Regions from separate parts of the Homo sapiens genome. Here region 1 is linked to region 2. Evidence: chromatin contacts called from ENCODE Hi-C or POLR2A ChIA-PET data. All regions are on one chromosome and are shown on one strand. The core of a region is the stretch at or near the end of the contact, and the rest is flanking DNA. Distances in the headings are between cores, read along the strand shown. Region 1 holds the start of ARHGEF37 (Rho guanine nucleotide exchange factor 37). Region 2 holds the start of ABLIM3 (actin binding LIM protein family member 3).

Region 1 (5,399 bases), core at 915-3,414, 440 kb before region 2:
CTACCTCATTAGTTAAATAAAAAGCCATTTATTTGATCTAGGGCAGAATCAGCCAAGGCACTGTTTACCACAGTAATCTGCTGATCCAAGAGGGATGTGAGCCAACTGCCAGCAACTCCTATTCCCTGGCAGAAATTCAGCTGAGGCTCTATTGCTGAATAAGGGTGGGTGCTGCTCAGGTCCCAGTTTATGTCCTCTTTCCTCTCATTTAAAAACAAACTCTATAGGCCAGGCACAGTGGCTCACGCCTGTAATCCCAGCACTTTGGGAGGCCGAGGTAGGCAATTGCCTGAGCTCAGGAGTTTGCAATCAGCCTGGGCAACACGGTGAAACCCCATCTCTACTAAAATACAAAAAATTAACCGGGCATAGTGGCGTGTGCCTGTAGTCCCAGCTACTTGGGAGGCTGAGGCAGGAGAATTGCTTGAACCCGGGAGGCGGAGGTTGCAGTGAACCAAGATTGTGCCATTGCACTCCAGCCTGGGAGACAGCGAGACTTCGTCTAAAACAAACAAACAAAGAAAAAACAACAACAAAAAAACGGGGTGTTGACCCCATTTGAAAGAGGCAAGTGAAGCCCAGTAAACACTCCTTGTTACAGTATCTGGTAGTTTCTACTTTCAGCTTTTGACTTGGAGTCAAATATTGAGGGTAGTACCTTGCTGCACCCTTATTTAGGATACCATCACGAAGGTATGTGGTGTGGTCTGTAAGTCATAATAGGGCTGACTTTATTTTTTCATGTTTATAATTTTTTAAATTGTATTTTATTTCAGATACAGCCCAATTTCTTCCAGGTCATCACCCTTTCCTAATTCCCACAGCTTTGATGATTTTGTGTGTCATCACTTTTTTTTTTAATTAATTAAATTAAATTTTAAACTGTGTACATAATAGATGTACATAGTTTCAGGGTACCTGTGATACTTTAATATATTTATAAAGATCAAATCAGTGTACTTGGGATATCCATCACTTTAAATATTTGTCTTTATGCTAGAACCATTCAAATTATTCTCTTCTAGCTATTTTGAAATATACAATAGATTATTGTAAACTATAGTCACCCTATAATCGTCAGCACTTTTATTGAGCATATATTATGTCAAGCACTAGCCTTTATGTTCATTCTTAAGTCTGACAATAACCTGGAGGATGAAGCAGACACTCTCATCCCCCGTCTACACATAAAACTAGGCCTTGAAAAGGTTAAACTATGCTTCCTGGATCACACAGCTGGCTGTCTGGACGCACAGCAGGTACTCCTCCACCAGCTGCCTCCCTTCAAAGGAGCAAAGAAAGTGCTCTGAAACCACCCTGCCTGAGTAGCAGCCTGCAGGCATTCCTTACAGCAGGAATTCATGTCAAATCTCAAACTGTGCACAAGGCTTTGTGTGAACCCTTCTGCTGGGAGTGGACACAGATCTCTAAGGGGTCAGGGACCCCCAGAAGGTTAAGAACCAGTGCCTGGGCAGGCTGTCTGCTTCCCCACTGTAAGTTTCTGGCGTTCAGAAGCCGGACGTTCTGACTTCTAGTCCCAGCTTTGGCACGACTTTTCTGAGGGACCTTAGCCAAGTCACCTCACCTATGGATCACGGATTTCTGTTCTCTTTTTTCCTGGCCTTGACTGTCTATTCATAATTATATTTTGCTTGGCAAGGATTCTTTACCATTGTTTGTATTTTTCCGTTGTTATAATGTATGCATTCTTTCTAAAAGCTGTCTGAAATCCTGCACGGAAGAAGGCAGAGAGAAACAGGAACAAAGAATAATAATGTTTTTCCAGGCCGGCTAACCTCCCTGGGCCTCAGTTTCCCACCTGTAAAACGACTAGGGTAGGCCATATGGACCAGGTGGCTTACATTCTCATAAGGCTCAAGACACAAAGCTAGCTACCAAGCAAGTTGGGACCCGGGAGGTCGTCGCATCCTGCCTTTCTGTCCCACCTCCCTTTTCTGATCCTCCCAGCAGCTGTTTCCTGCACCCCTCTCCAGCCCCATCCTGCTTGACCAGGCCCCAAACGCCCAGCGGACTCACCCGCGCGCGCAAGGTGCCTGCCGGCGCTCACGCACGGAGGTCGGCCGCCCGGGCAACAGCGCAGCCGGGGCAGGAGGGGCGCGTCGCCCAGCTCCCGGCACCCGCGCCGCTCCGGGTGGCTGTGCCCACCGAGGGCGCTGGCGGGCGCGGCTATGCCCACGCAGCTGCCTGCGTGCGTGCGCCGCGAGGGGGTGGCTGGTCTCCAGCCTTTGTTAATTGTCTTTCTGGAGCCAGGTTGTTTTCTGTTCGCTGCTCCCGGAGTCAGCCCCGGCCGGCTCGGAACCGTGCCCTGGCTGGCAGCCAACCCGAAGGATTGCAGGCGGAGTTTAGCGACGTGCCGGCACCCACCCTCCCGCGGCCTCTCATTAAGCCACCTTCTCCGCGGGCTCGTCATCCAGAAAACAGGAGCCGGCATTTAGGCCACCCGGTGGGAATGCTGACCCCGGTATTACTGGATACCTTTGCTCCTGCCCGAATCACCAAACTGTAGGGCTGGGCCTCAATTTAATTCTTAGTGTTGGCTGCCGAGGAGCCCTTGGTTCTTGCCCCAGCTCTCCTGGGAGCCCTGCACAACCTTAGCCAAGTCGGCCAGTCGCTTCCATGACATGACGGTGTTGGTCCATTCTTTCACTCTACTGGGAGCAAGACACTGTTCTGGGCACAGAGAACACAACAGTTAACACGATAGACAAGGTCCTGGCCTTATTGGGCTCCTGTGCAAGACACTAAACCCACCATTGAAAGTGATAGTTGCTATGAAACGCATGTAAAGTTTCATATCGGGGCAACCAAACCTTGTTTGTAGCGTCAGGAATGGACTAGATTAGCTTTTCTCATTCTGCCACTTCTTTTATTCTTATTTTCATTTTTAGGGCTTAATTTAGGGCTTATTATTTATTATTACTGCTGGTAGTAGTCATATTGCTTACTAAGGGCCAGGCGCTATACTAAATGTTTTACTTGTACTGTCTCAATTATCTCATTCACAATTTCTCTAAGAGATAGGTATCATTATTATTATCCTCATTTTCAAGAGAGAGAAACTTAAGCTACAGAGGTGAAAATAACTTGCCCATGACACACAACTACTAAGTGACAGTGCCAGTATTCGAATTCAGACTATCTGAGGGTTCAGGCTGCTTAACCACCACTCTACACTCAGAAAAACATGAAAACCAGAAAAGTGTCTCCTCTTGAATGTGACAGATGAGGGCAACTGAAGGGGAGAGGGGTGGTATAGCTTGCAGAAGAGAAAAACCAAGGGTGCCGGGCGCGGTGGCTCACGGCTGTAATCCCAGGACTTTGGGAAGCTGAGGGGGGGGCAGATCACGAGGTCAAGAGATCGAGACCATCCTGGCCAACATAGTGAAATCCCATCTCTACCAAAAATAGAAAAATTAGCTGGGCGTGGTGGTGCACACCTGTAATCCCAGCTGCTTGGGAGGCTGAGGCAGGAGAATCACTTGAATCCTGGAGGCGGAGGTTGCAGTGAGCTGAGATCACGCCACTGAACTCCAGCCTGGTGACAGAGCGAGACTCCGTCTCGAAAAAGAAAAGAAAGAAAAAAGAAAAGCAAGGGAAGCTGAGGACTTTTCAAAAAAGTAGCCCTATGGATTAGACCTAACCTGTATGATCTTAGAGGCCACCAGGATGCAGAAAGCTGTAAGGAGATGCATTGCAATTTAAAATGTAAGGAAGAACTTTTCTAACAATTTGAGTATTTCAAAAATAACATCAGTTGGCGGGGCACGGTGGTTCACGCCTGTAATCCCTTTGGCACTTTGGGAGGCCAAGGAGGGTAGATCACTTGAGGTCAGGAGTTCGAGGCCAGCCTGGCCAACATGTTGAAACCCCGTCTCTACTAAAAATACAAAAATTAGCTGGGCATGGTGGTGGGCACCTGTAATCCCAGCTACTCAGGAGACTGAGACAGAAGAATTGCTTGAGCACTGGAGGCAGAGGTTGCAGTGAGCCAAGATTACACCACTGCACTCCAGCCTGGGCGACAGAGTGAGACTCTGTCCCAAAAATAATAATAATAATAATAATAACATCAGTTGCCTGGAGAGCATATCCTGTCACTAAAAGTAAACATTCAAGCAGAGAAGCTTATTAGGGATGCTTCAAAGAAAAGTCTGGTACAAGTTAAAAACTGATTGAGGTGATCTCTAAGGTTCTCTTCAATTTTGATATTTTGTCTATTCTAACCTACTGATAAAGAAACTAAGTGAGTCTTAGAGTGGCTAAGTGGCTTGTCCAAAGTCAGCCGGGAAGTGAAGAGCTGACCCCAAAGCTGAGACTGATTCCTAGATCAGACTTCCTGATTGTTTCCAGGTGAGGGTCTTGTGAGTGCTCAACGCCTCAGTTCACACTCCTGTAAAGTGTGTATGTGCCTGACCAGTTTTTCCTGAATGTGTGAAATCATCTGCTTTACATGTTTTACTTTGCGCTTTTTTTCAGAAGTACGTGATGGAATACTTTGCACTTGTAATGTGTGCCCATCTTCCTTGCTTGAGTATTCTGTGGTTTTAGACGTAAGTGTCAACACTCCCCGGGGCAGCTGCTGTATTATAGGATCCCAAGTATTTACTTGGCAATTTAAGGAGACCAAAATAAGCTGGATAATATTTTTCATTTGAAACTGATGTTTCTCTGATTCTATTTTAGGACTCAGTTATTTTGAGTGGCATTTCTAATGCACTGCCACTAATTCCACCATCTTTCACCCTAGTCACACAGATTTTGAAGAGCGGCAATCTACTTGTTGACTTTAGAAGGGGCATTATTTTCTCAGTCTTCTGGAGAGATGTTTGCTTTTGACTGGAAACCTCTAACAAAGGAATCCATTTGATTTCTAGAACATTTACAAAGAAATGGACATCACCTTGCCCTCGGTGACACTAATCCAAAGAAAAAAGGGTTCGCTTTCACTTCTACCTTTGACAGAGTGATCCATTTTTAAATTTTATGTATTTTGAAAAGAAAATACATGTGCCAGTTCAAAATTCAAAAGTATACTGTCAGGGTTAGCTTATTGATCTTTAGATTCCTCTTATTGCCTGCCATAATGCCTTGTGCATAGTAGGTGCTGAATAAGTGTTTGTTGAATGGGTGGATAAGTGAGTGTGAAGACATTGTAGGAGGCAAAGAGGTGGATTAGGGTGGGGCAGCAGACATTTGAGAGTCAAGAGACAACAGCCCCTTTCCTTGGTATTTCTTCTTTTGCCTGAGGTGTATGGGCCTTAAAGGGAGCCCTGACAGAACTCCTAGACCAGTTGCAAATTTGACCATGACTTTATTAAGGGATTTTTACTAAAGTAAGCAGCACTGGAGTCTTTTGGGTTGCACATTACCTAAAGACT
Region 2 (5,173 bases), core at 953-3,452:
TGTAAGAGGCAGAGGGAGTCCAGCCACACTCGCTAGCTTAGCATAGATATGCAATACACAAAGGAAGACAGCAGAGAGATGAATCATACAAATACGTAGTAAATAAATATATTTTATTTTCATCTCAGTAGCTTTTGCTTTTTTTTTTCTCTTCCATGCTAGGAGGTGGGGGTGGGGTGGGGTGTGTGAGGAAATAGTAGGTTTTGGCTGGATACAGCTTCAATAAGGTCTTGATAGTTCTGGCCTTGTTGCTCAGCTCTAGCTTTTTAAGAAAAAAAGTGTAGATTCTTAGATTAGAAGGCTTTCTTTTATTATTATTATTATTATTTTTTGAGACAGAGTCTCACTCTGTCGCCCAGGCTGGAGTGCAGTGGTGTGATCTCGGCTCACTGCAACCTCTGCCTCCCAGGTTCAAGCAATTCTCCTGCCTCAGCCTCTTGAGTAGCTGGGATTACAGGCCCACACCACCACACCTGGCTAATTTTTGTGTTTTTAGTAGAGACGGGGTTTCATCATGTTGGTCAGGCTGGTCTCGAACTCCTGACCTCGTGATCCACCTGCCTCTGCCTCCCAAAGTGCTGGGATTACAGGCATGGAACACGGTGCCTGGCCGATTAGAAGGCTTTCTAATTCAACCCCTCTCATCATACAGATGAGCAGTCTGAGATGCAGAGAGGGGACTGATAACAAAGTCATAGACCCAGGGAAGTGACTGTTCATAGGGGTTCTCTGGTTCAACAGCCCTATGCGATGCTGGAATAACCTAGACAGGCCAAGCTGACAAGAGGGCAGGAGAGTGAGTCTGGAACCAAGATATGCCCTCCCAGGTCACAGCGCTACATTGAAGAGAAACAGACTGTGCCTTCTTGAATTTCGGACTGCATTCTCAGTAGCTGAGGCCCTACCTGGCAGCAAAATATCTGGTCCTGGCTCTGCAAGCAGTTGTTGCCTCTGGCATGTTAGAGCCCTTGGCCAAAGGGCTGTTCCTGTCTTCTTGTTCTCAAGGATAGCTAACCAGCCTGCAGGTACATAGAGAAACCAGCCCTGGGCCCACCGGGCTGCAGGCACTCGGGAGCTGGATCTTTCACAATCTCCAGACCCAAAGGTGGCTTGGCGATTATTTGTTTATCAAACTGCGGCTTCCCAGCCCACTGCCTGCCCACACCCACCTACCCTCCCGCCTGCCCACAGGCCAGCCTCCCTGCTCTTCCCACCTCTGGGACAGGCAGGGCCCTCCATGGTTTTCCAGATGTGTGCAGGGAGTTCTCCTCAGAGCCCCCACAGTCAGACAATGGCCACACACTGCTTCCTAGGCCTTCCCAGGCAGTGCTAGAAGGAGACGAGCAGCCTTCCCAGGAGAGGCGGCCGGCGCCGCTGATAAAATATTGGCAAAATTATCACGAAAAGCCAGAGTCATGAAGCTATCCCTCTGCCAAGGAGCACGGAAAGCACCAAAAAAGAGCCTGGGGGTCATGTGTCCAGAGATGCCAGGCTTCCTTCCTCTTTCCAGGCAGCCCGAGCGCAGGCTCCCTCACCTCCCGCCCCCACCCCTGTTCCCATGGCAAAGGAGAGGAGGATCCACTTACTGCTAGTGTTCATGGTGATGTCTTTGCACTGGGTCTTTCATTCAATACGGAGGCCCCGGCTGCTTTTTAAATCTTCCGTTCTTCGAACCTCACTCATCACCTGGGGGGTGAAAAGGCAGTCCAGTGCCAGCTCTGTATCCTCAGGTGCTCTCTCTCCCTCTGCTGTCCCCTCTCTGTCTGGGCTGTAGCCCCTGGCCTTGAAGGCGCGTGGACTAATAGGCGCAGGTGAGAGCAAGGAGAAGGAGGCGGCAGGACACCGGCGCCCCGGTCCTCCTGCTCCTCAGATTGGAATCCCGGGCAGAAGTGGGGTTGGCAGCGCCTGCTCGCGCGCACCCCGGACTATTCCTGCCCAGCGGCTCCGGAGCCCAAAGGGGGTGTGGACCACAGGGAGGCAGGGCGGGGGCAGCGCGTCCCCGCCCGGCTTCAAGGAGCAGCGACCCGCCCCGGAACCCACCTCTCGGCCAGTGTCGGGAGCCAGAGGCCCCTGCCCCGGCCCCTGCGACTGATTTCATGAATCCTGGTCCTCGTCTGGGGTCTCGAATTCCAGGGCTAGCAATGCGAAATAGGGGAGCTCGACATCCATGATGCGGGCTCGCGGGTTGGCAGCGCAGGGGGCGCGGCCGCTCGCTGCTGCCACCTGCTGGACGCACCGGCGCGTGTCCGAGGCCCCGCCCCGCCGGGCTTCTGCCTGGGCCCTAGGGTGTGATGGGAGATGGACGAGGCCTTGTGAGATGGACGAGGCCTTGTGTCCTGGGACCAACGAGGGAGTGCTTGAGCGCTTGTTTTCCCTCCCTCGATCCTGGGGTTCTAAGGGCTCGACAATGATAGGAAAAGAAACATCATTAGGAGGGGCCGTGAAGGAAAACCTGGCTTTGCAGGAAGACAGTTTCCACCCGGCTCTGCTCTGGCAAGCTTGGCGCAGTCTAGGCTCAAGCCGGTCACTACCGTCTCTGCCTCATCTTTCTCAACTATGAATATGGCGTCTGGACAAGTGGATAACACGTAAGGGGCTCTTCCAGCCTCCCAGCGTTTATGTCCCCTCTTCCCTCACAGATTCCCTTTATCCTCTATCGCTGATTCATCATTAGAATTGTTTATTACCTCTTTTCCCCACGAGAATGTTAGCTCCGTGAAAGAATGGGTCTGTCCGTAGGGTTCACCTACAGGCCCCCAATACCTAGCACAGGGCCCGGCATATAGTGGCTACCAATAAATATTTGTTGACAGAGCAACCCAGACATTTTCTGGGTTTAATATTACACAGCCCTAAGAGTAGACTGCCTAGGCGCCCCACCCTGAAACACTTCCCCGTCTGAGGAGAACAGCAGGTATGTGGCCTCACAGGTCCACCCTAGTTTTCATATGGTCAACTAACTCTTCCCCCAAGTTGTTGTTGTTTTTTTTTTTTTTTTTGTAATTATGTCTTATACGTGTGTATTGTAGAAGTTTATATTCCAAAGTGTTTTAGTCACAATTGATTCAGTGGGGTAGGGCTCTTTACATTCCTGTGACTACTTACTCTGTCACTTTCTGAACCTAATTCATGATCATAGAAGCATGACTTTTGAGTGCTGAAAAACAAGACTGTGAGGGCACATGATCCTTGTCTATAGCATGACTTCAATTAGAGCATGTGCAGACTCAAAAGGCTGTGAACACTCACAGCCCCAGCTTAGACAAGGAAACAGGGTGTCAGAGAGGCTGGGCAACGTGCCCTAAGACACACAGCATCTTGTGGCAGAATCGGACCAGATCTTCTCACTTCTAGCTTGATCCTGTGTGAGAGTGGCTCAGTGCACTAAAGTCTGGGATATCAGTGTGAGATTAGATAGCTGCCCTATTAAAATTGGGGAAAGACAAATACGATGTTTTTATACAATGCTTTTAGATAAATACAACGTTTCTACCTTACACAGGGAGGAAAAAAAGGATATGGCTCATGACCCCGAGAGGTGATCAGGATTAAAGAATCTTTGGATAAACCTAAGGATCAATAGATTTGAAACACATTTGATAGATTGTTAAGAATTTTGTCCACATGTTCTCACTCATAAGTGGGAGTTGAACAATAAGAGCACATGGACACAGGGAGGGGAACATCACACACTGGGGCTTGTTGTGGGATAGGGGACTGGGGGAGGGATAGCATTAGGAGAAATACCTAATGTAAATGATGAGTTGATGGGTGCAGCAAACCAACATGGCACATGTATACCTAGGTAACAAACCTGCACGTTGTGCACATGTACCCTAGAACTTAAAGTATAATAATAATTTTTTAAAAAAGAATTTTGTCCAATGGGGTGGAGGTAAAAATAGCCCTAATGTCCTCACGGTCGTTCTTAAAATTTTGTGTCGATAACAAACGCCTGAGATACCTCCAAAAATGCAGATTCCCAGGCCCTGGACTCCCTTGCTCAGCATTTGAAACAAGCATCCCAGGTGATTCATAGACAGCTCTTTGAAAAGGGTAGAGGCCTAAAATAGCTTTGAAAACGTAAGTGATTAGTAAATATTTAAATTATTCCACTTTATGTGTCCTCTACATTTTCAGATGGGATTCCTTGTTCAGTTTCCAAGTTGCAGGTAACTTGCTAGATTCTAATGCTTGGAAAAACATTTTTCTGGGAGAAAGTTCAGATAAATTAGACATGTAAAATTAACTGTTCTATTCCATGAGCATATTTAGTTATCACCCAAGGCCTCAATGTTCAGAAAATTTCAAATTATAAGAAATAGTCAAATGAAAGCATGATATTCATTCATTAGTTCATTCACTCAGCAATTATTTATCGAGGGTATGCTTTGTGGTAGCCCCAGTGCTGGCTTCTGGGGATACCGTGGAGAACAGGACAGACAAGAGCTCTACCCAATAATGGATGATTGCAGAAAAAATAAAAAATAAAGAAATAAAAAGAACTCCAACCTCATAAGCATAAATCCAATCCTGGGACAGCGGGGAGACAATTAACTAAGCAAAATATAAATTAGCTAAACCCGATGGTGGCCTGGGGAAGAGCCCAGGTGCCGTTTCCAGCCTTCCTGACTTTTAATCTCAGCTTCATCACTTTCTAGCTGTCTCACTTTGGGGAAGATACTTAGCCTCTATAAGCCTCAAAGTTTTCATCTGTACAAGGGTACAACCACAGTGCCTACCTTTTGGATTGTCGTATATATTAAAGGACTTAGTGTAATGCATGACAAATAAAGGCTGGTTGCATACTAATTATTAATATCACCCCTCACTTATACCTGCCCTCAGTGACAATGCTGTCATTTTCTACTTATGGAAATCTGTTGGGCTTTTCCACAGAGTGGTGGCCACGAAAATATGCCTGAAAATTTTCAGGTGATTAATTAATTGATAAATTAATTGATGAATTAATGAATTAATTATTCATCAATTAATGAGATTAATTGATGAATTCTTCTTGTCTGGGGTTCTTTTCGATAATGTATCCAGCTAGATGCTGATGACTTCACCTCTTAGAAGAGATCACTGGGTCTTGGGCCACTTTTTAAGGCCCAAATAACATCTGCCGGGGGAACAATCTTATTTTCTCTGCATAGTTTATAAGGATAGGAAA

What was found. Hi-C counts contacts between places; a loop is a spot of excess contacts on that map. ChIA-PET counts read pairs that join two places held with the same protein, here RNA polymerase II (POLR2A). Pooled maps may share reads with other maps.
Region 1: a loop to region 2 is called in a map of heart right ventricle, with 4 times the contacts of the local background. The contact joins the promoter of ARHGEF37 here to the promoter of ABLIM3 in region 2. A Hi-C loop is called at or near these places in 4 of 168 maps with a recorded cell type or tissue (HepG2, dorsolateral prefrontal cortex, heart left ventricle and 1 more) and 2 of 50 pooled maps. POLR2A ChIA-PET finds 5 or more read pairs at or near these places in 1 of 52 experiments (PC-9).

Annotation. Positions count from the first base shown.
Region 1 is chr5:149,578,263-149,583,661 of GRCh38, reverse strand. ARHGEF37 (Rho guanine nucleotide exchange factor 37) reads right to left here and starts at 2,164. Exons shown (of 13, transcript NM_001001669.3): 1 at 2,038-2,164. RefSeq lists enhancers at 1-156, 2,374-2,503 and a silencer at 2,114-2,293.
Region 2 is chr5:149,138,522-149,143,694 of GRCh38, reverse strand. It overlaps ABLIM3 (actin binding LIM protein family member 3), which reads right to left and starts at 2,202. Exons shown (of 24, transcript NM_014945.5): 1 at 2,041-2,202; 2 at 1,587-1,686. The coding sequence starts at 1,599. It overlaps LOC124901102 (a long non-coding RNA gene), which reads right to left and starts at 1,579. Exons shown (of 2, transcript XR_007058988.1): 1 at 906-1,579; 2 at 97-262. RefSeq lists enhancers at 780-1,279, 1,280-1,781 and a silencer at 2,087-2,336.